Linked DNA regions of Homo sapiens: region 2 is linked to region 1. A link is a contact called in ENCODE Hi-C or POLR2A ChIA-PET data. All regions are on one chromosome and are shown on one strand. The core of a region is the stretch at or near the end of the contact, and the rest is flanking DNA. Distances in the headings are between cores, read along the strand shown.

What was found. A loop is a pair of places that touch in the nucleus more often than their neighbours do. ChIA-PET counts read pairs that join two places held with the same protein, here RNA polymerase II (POLR2A). Pooled maps may share reads with other maps.
Region 2: a loop to region 1 is called in a map of sigmoid colon, with 7 times the contacts of the local background. The contact joins two enhancer-like sites. A Hi-C loop is called at or near these places in 5 of 168 maps with a recorded cell type or tissue (Caco-2, aorta, breast epithelium and 2 more), 1 of 37 single-sample maps with no recorded cell type and 4 of 50 pooled maps. POLR2A ChIA-PET finds 5 or more read pairs at or near these places in 11 of 52 experiments (A673, AG04449, AG04450 and 6 more).

Annotation. Positions count from the first base shown.
Region 1 is chr10:103,636,863-103,639,921 of GRCh38, forward strand. The region is part of intron 8 of SH3PXD2A (SH3 and PX domains 2A); the gene reads right to left. Among named protein-coding and RNA genes, the nearest start is that of SH3PXD2A-AS1, 110 kb to the right of the region's middle. RefSeq lists enhancers at 1-404, 2,928-3,059. Within about 2 kb of position 1,434, at least 21 of the 41 ENCODE cell types and tissues checked have a DNase peak (open chromatin) inside an H3K27ac peak, as active enhancers do; they include breast epithelium, where a contact is called at or near this core.
Region 2 is chr10:103,684,880-103,687,637 of GRCh38, forward strand. The region is part of intron 6 of SH3PXD2A (SH3 and PX domains 2A); the gene reads right to left. Among named protein-coding and RNA genes, the nearest start is that of SH3PXD2A-AS1, 61 kb to the right of the region's middle. RefSeq lists an enhancer at 1,742-1,791. Within about 2 kb of position 1,457, at least 6 of the 41 ENCODE cell types and tissues checked have a DNase peak (open chromatin) inside an H3K27ac peak, as active enhancers do; they include breast epithelium, where a contact is called at or near this core.

The DNA of each region.
Region 1 (3,059 bases), core at 184-2,683:
TCTTAATCCCTTCTTCCTAGACAGACCTCGGTTAGGATCCTAGCTTTACCACTCACTGTTGGCGTGACCTGAGATAGGTCACTGGCCCTCTCTGAGCCTCACTGGCACACCAGAGTAATACTAAGTACCTGGGGATGCCCAGTGGCATCAGGAACATATGGTGTATGCAATACCCAGAGATTTTCACCAGCAAGTATTTCCCGAGCACCTGGTACGGGCCAGGTCCTGTTCCAGGCACGAGGACACTGCAGTGAACAACACGCATCCGGGACTCATGCTCTACTCCCCCATCACCCAGGCATGGCACACGCGGGGTTCGATTGCCGCCTGTGCCCTGGCCCTGAGGCCTGCTGGAGAAGGCTGGGCTTCAGGCTCTGGGCACAAACCCAGAGGATTTCAAGGCAGGATGAGACTCAGAGCTTGGAGTTTGGAAAAACCCAGGAGGCTTTAGATGACTTCCAGGCTTCATGTTTTCCTTCCCCGTGAGTTACTCTTGGTCCTTCACATCTGGCTTAACACCAGGTAATTCAGAGCTCAGAATGTGGGCTGCACTCATTCCATGCCCAGGCCTATGTAAGGGTTTTGGTATCCAGGTGGGGAAGGGTGCATGGTGGAGCTAGGAAAAGAGGAAGACAGGCCCTGCCTCAAACTCCTCCTCATATAGGCTCGGGGTGGGTGAACAGCAGCAGCCCACTTCCAGAACCCTCAGCCAGCACCCTGACCTGCTTCTCAAAGCACCTCTATTCATGATTTAAACCTGAGCTCAGACCTTGACCCTTTGGAAGGGTGATCTTCCTAGGCATTCCAAGTTCTTTGCTTGGTGCGGGTTTGGAGAAGGGAATAGGGCATTTGCGAGCTCCAAGTGGCGACGGGTGGGGAGACACTGAGAGGAAGAAAGGGCTGAGGGCATCCTGGCCAGGCGCATGGCACCAGCGCTGCCTACCTACCCATACCACACCCAGCACAAGGCTGGGCCCAAGTGAGTGCTGCTGTCCTGGACCCAGCCTGACCCCTTTCCCATGACCTCCAGGCAGAGCTAAGGCTTCTGCCTTTGTGGAACCAGAGAAGCTGGAAATGCAGGCTGTCTGCGAGTGCTGTGCCTTTAAGACCAGTGAAAGGCTGCCCACCCTCGGCCAGGCCTCCCCTGGTCAGAAAGCCCTGTCACTGCAGCTCTTGCCAAGACACGCGCCTCCATGGTCCAAAGCAAACAGGAGCGAGCGAGAAACTCCTCCAGTCCCTCCTGCGTGCACCCACACAGCCCCTGCCTTCATGAGCCACTCAGCGGGTCCTACCTGTGCCCACCCTGCTCCGTTGCCCAGGGCCTTCCCTCCCCTAGACGGGCTCTGAGGCCACCAGGGACCCAGAACCTCCCCTGGGCACCTGGGGCCTGGATTCCAAGACCATTAGCACAGGCTGCTACGTCACCATTTGGAAGGCTCCGTGGAGTCCGTGTCAAGACAGCCTGGGCTGCTGCCACCTTCCCACTCAGCTCCAGCCTGCCCACCTCACCGAACAGGCCCAGAAGCCAGTGCTAGGCTGGGTCCCCGCCAAGCCCACAGGGCTCTGGTGTGTCTGAGCAGACCAAGGTCATGGGTGAGGCACCCAGAAGGAGGCCTGACTAACAAGCAACGCAGGCAGAGAGGGACACATGGTTAAATGACAGGTAGCGGAGAATGGTTTCCAGCGAGGGCGCCAGAGCCAGGCTGCCTGGGATTGAGGCCCAGCTCTGCTACTTGCCAGCTGCATGAATTTGGGCAATTGCCTCAATTTTCTCATCTGCAAAACCGACCCAAAGTACCCACATCTCAGTGTTGTTACGAGGATTAGAGGAGCTAATCCTTGAAAAGCCTTCAGAATAGTGCCTGATTGGAATCAGAATAGTGCCTTCAGACGAGCACAAGTCGCAAAGCGCTGACATGAAGTGAAATTCTAAAGAAGGAACCAAGACCTCAATGCGCCTGGGTGACTGGGGCCAGGGATGGCCAGGGAAGCAGGTAGGTCTTGGGTGTCTGGAGTTTCAGGGGGAGAGAGAGACCCTCGTGGTGTCAGTGTCATTTACCCTTGACCTCAGAAGGTCTCTACTGAAAACATGTGGGTCTGATTCTGTGCCTGGCACGGGTGGGGGTCGGAGACAGGTTGAGGTGGAGATTATAAGATGGCATGAGGCCTCTCCAGGAGCTGCAGAGCAGTGGATGGATGAGAAGGGCGGCTGCTTGCAGGGGGACTTGGCACGAGACTGCTTGTGCTGGGTGCGGCAGGGCGACCCAGACAGCCCCATGCAGTGGACATGGCGGTGGGTGATACAATGCTTGCCAAGGAACCAGAGATATCCAGAGATGAGAATGACTAGGCAGAAAAGAATTCTTAGAGGAGAAGAGACTTGAATTGAACCTCAGAGTGACAGGCTGCATGGGCTCACTCTAATGGCTTCATAGGGGATTATTCCAGATGAAAATGAGGCATTCAAGGCCGGGCATGGTGGCTCATGCCTGTAATCCTGGCACTTTGGGAGGCTGAGGCAGGTGGATCACGAGGTCAAGAGATTGAGACCATCCTGACCAACATGGTGAAACCCTGTCTCTATTAAAAATACAAAAGTTAGCTGGGCATGGTGGCGTGTGCCTGTAGTCCCAGCTACTTGGGAGGCTGAGGCAGGAGAATCGCTTGAACCTGGGAAGCGGAGGTTGCAGTGAGCCAAGATCGTGCCACTGCACTCCAGCCTGGCGACAGAGCGAGACTCCGTCTTAAAAAAAAAAAAAAAAAAGAAAAAGAAAAAAAAAAAAGAAAAAAAGAAAATGAGGCACTCACCTCAAGCTGGTGCCCTCTCTCAGTGCCATTATTAAGCAGAGCACAGAGGTGTGAGCCTGTGCCCAGATTCCTAAACATGAGGCGCTCAGGAAAGATGGAAGATGCAAGAAGGTAAACTCTAATGTCACAACTGTAAATGATGTGGATGGTGAGAGAGACCTGCTGTCAAAGGCAAGACGATGGAAGATGATGGAAGAGTGGCAGTCAGGGAAGGAGAGTGGGGCGGGAAGGGGTGGCCTGCTAAGAATCCA
Region 2 (2,758 bases), core at 207-2,706, 48 kb after region 1:
CGTGGTGGTGCATGTCTGTAGTCCCAACTACTCAGAAGGCTGAGGTGAGAGGATTGCTTGAAGCCAGGAGGTCAAGTCTGCAGTGAGCTGTGGTTGTGCCACCACACTCCAGTCTGAACGACAGAGCCTGGGGCCCTGTCTCAAAAAAGCAAAAACAAAAACAAAAACAAAAAAAAGGCCAGTCATGGTGGTTCACACCTGTAATCCCAGCACTTTGGGAGGCCAAGGTGGGTGGATCACCTGGGGTCAGGAGTTCAAGACCAGCCTAGCCAACATGGTGAAATCCCATCTCTACTAAAAATACAAAAAATTAGCTGGGCATGGTGGCGGACGCCTATAATTCCATCTACTTGGGAGGCTGAGGCAGGAGAATCACTTGAACCCAGGAGGTGGAGGTTGCAGTGAGCTGAGATTGTGCCACTGCACTCCAGCCCAGGCAAACAGCAAAACTCTGTCTCAAAAAAAAAAAAAAAAAAAAAAAAAGAGAATCCTGTGTCTGGCTGACCTGGGGCAAGTTCCTTAACTTCCCTTTCCTGGTCTATAAAATGGGACAAGACCACCTACCCTGGTTGTTGCAGGGAGGCTCCTGGCAATGATGAGATAGTGGACACCCCACCTTCCCCCTGTCTGATTGAGGAGTCACTCCGGAGAAAGGGCAAAAGCTGAAACCAGCGCTCTCTCCTGTTTGAGACGAACCCCTCCGGTGCTGCCTCCTATTCATAGTAAAAGCTGCTTCACCCTTAGTGCTTCCTCTAGGCCAGGCACGGTGCTGGAGTTATCACTTCAGGAACTTTCACTCAATCCTCAACCCCATGAAAAAAACCTGATTATCCCTATTTTACAGGTGAAGAAATGAGCCATAGAGAAGGACTTGCCCAAGATCACACAGCAGGCAGAGCCGGGACATGAAACTAAGCATTCTGGCTCCAGAGTCCACGTTTTTAACTCAACGGAATACTCAGCAATGGCTGAGTCTACGCCCTGTCGTCCCCTCCTGGGTCTCACAGAATGGAAATAAATGTCTCAACTCAAAGACCAACTTCTCCCCTTCTTTCTTAATCTATCAATAATTAAAACGGCAATAACAAATGGCAGAGCTGGGGTTCAAACCCTGTCTTCCTGTTGCCAAAACCTAAACTGTCAACCCCAGGCAACACTGCTTCTCTGCAGTGAAACTACATTAATGCTGATCTCATGAACTCAGCTAATAATACAGTTTTATGATCACTGAGATAGAAGTGGGGCTGAGCTCACCACTTTTCCAAGGAGAAGAATAAAGTAAACAGGATTTCATGAGGAACATCAACACTTGCCTAAGAGAACAAGCTTGTAACAACACTCTTGAGCAACCTCATCTGCATGTAAACGAGCTGGAGCTTCCACAGGACTCCTGGGTTGGATGAACCCTCAGGCTCTCCTGACAACAGCCCCAGGGCCCTGACAATCCCGAGGCTCCGTGGCCACCTGTGCCCCCTAGTGGCGCATCTCAGAACTTCCCGGCTAGGTGCCCTGGCGAAATGCAGCTTTTTAGAGAACTGGGTGAGAGGCATGAGATCTTTGCAGGTCTCAAGAGAACCCCTTGCTCTGGGGAGTCTGCTCCAGCCCCACTGGGGCTCCTGGAGCAGTGCCCACCTTGGGGAAGCAACAACAGCTAACAACAACAGGCCCTTCCTACTGCCAGGCACAGCACAAAACCCCTCAAAGGGCATCACCTCCTTGAACCCTGTGCACTTTGGGGCAAGCCAGGTCGCTGCTACTATAACAACCCCATTTGACAGGTATGATGGTCAGGTGGTACACATCAACCTGGCTAAGCTACTGTCCCCAGTTATGCAATCACACACTAATTTAGGTGTTGCTGGGGAATTTTTTTTTTTTTTTTTTTTGAGACAGAGCCTCGCTCTGTTGCCCAAGCTGGAGTGCAATGGCATGATCTCGGCTCACTGCAACCTCCACCTCCTGGGTTCAAGATTCTCCCTGCCTCAGCCTCCTCAGTAGCTGGGATTACAAGCACCCGCCACCACGTCCAGCTAATTTTTTGTATTTTTAGTAGAGACGGGGTTTTGCCATGTTGGCCAGGCTGGTCTCAAACTCCTGACCTCAGGTGATCCACCTGCCTCGGTCTCCCAAAGTGCTGGGATTACAGGCATGAGCCACTGCGCCTGGTTGGGAATGTATTTTTATAGTTATTAAAGACCATGACCGGATGACTTTAAGTAAGGGAAATTATCTAAAACACTCTGGGTGGGCCTGAGTCAGTAGCTGAAAGGCCTTCAGCAGAGTGAAGGTTTCCCTGAAGACATTTCATCTGCGGACAGCAGCTCCAGCCTGGGCCTGGGGGTCCAGCCTGCCCCCTTTCATGACCTGCCATAGGATTTCAGACTTACCTAGCCAGCCCCCACAATTGTGTAAGCTAGTTCCTTACACTACATCGCTTAATATATACCTCCCACTCGTTCTGTTCCTTTAGTTGAACCCTGGCTGATACAACAGAACAGGTGAGATAATCTGTTCTCAGAGGCGAAGGGATTTGCCCAAGTCACATGACTGGCAAGTTGTCGGCCTAAGAGTGGGACCCCAGGCAACCTGATGCAGTTGTTTCCCAGCTCCCACACAAACTCTCCCTTGAGGCCCACATCCAATCATCAGAGTCTGTCCAACACCCGCAGTGCCTTGCCCCCTCCACTGCTGCCAGAGCCCACATCCTATCTCACCTGGCTAGCAGCCCCCTGCGACCTTGCACATCATAACCCATCCT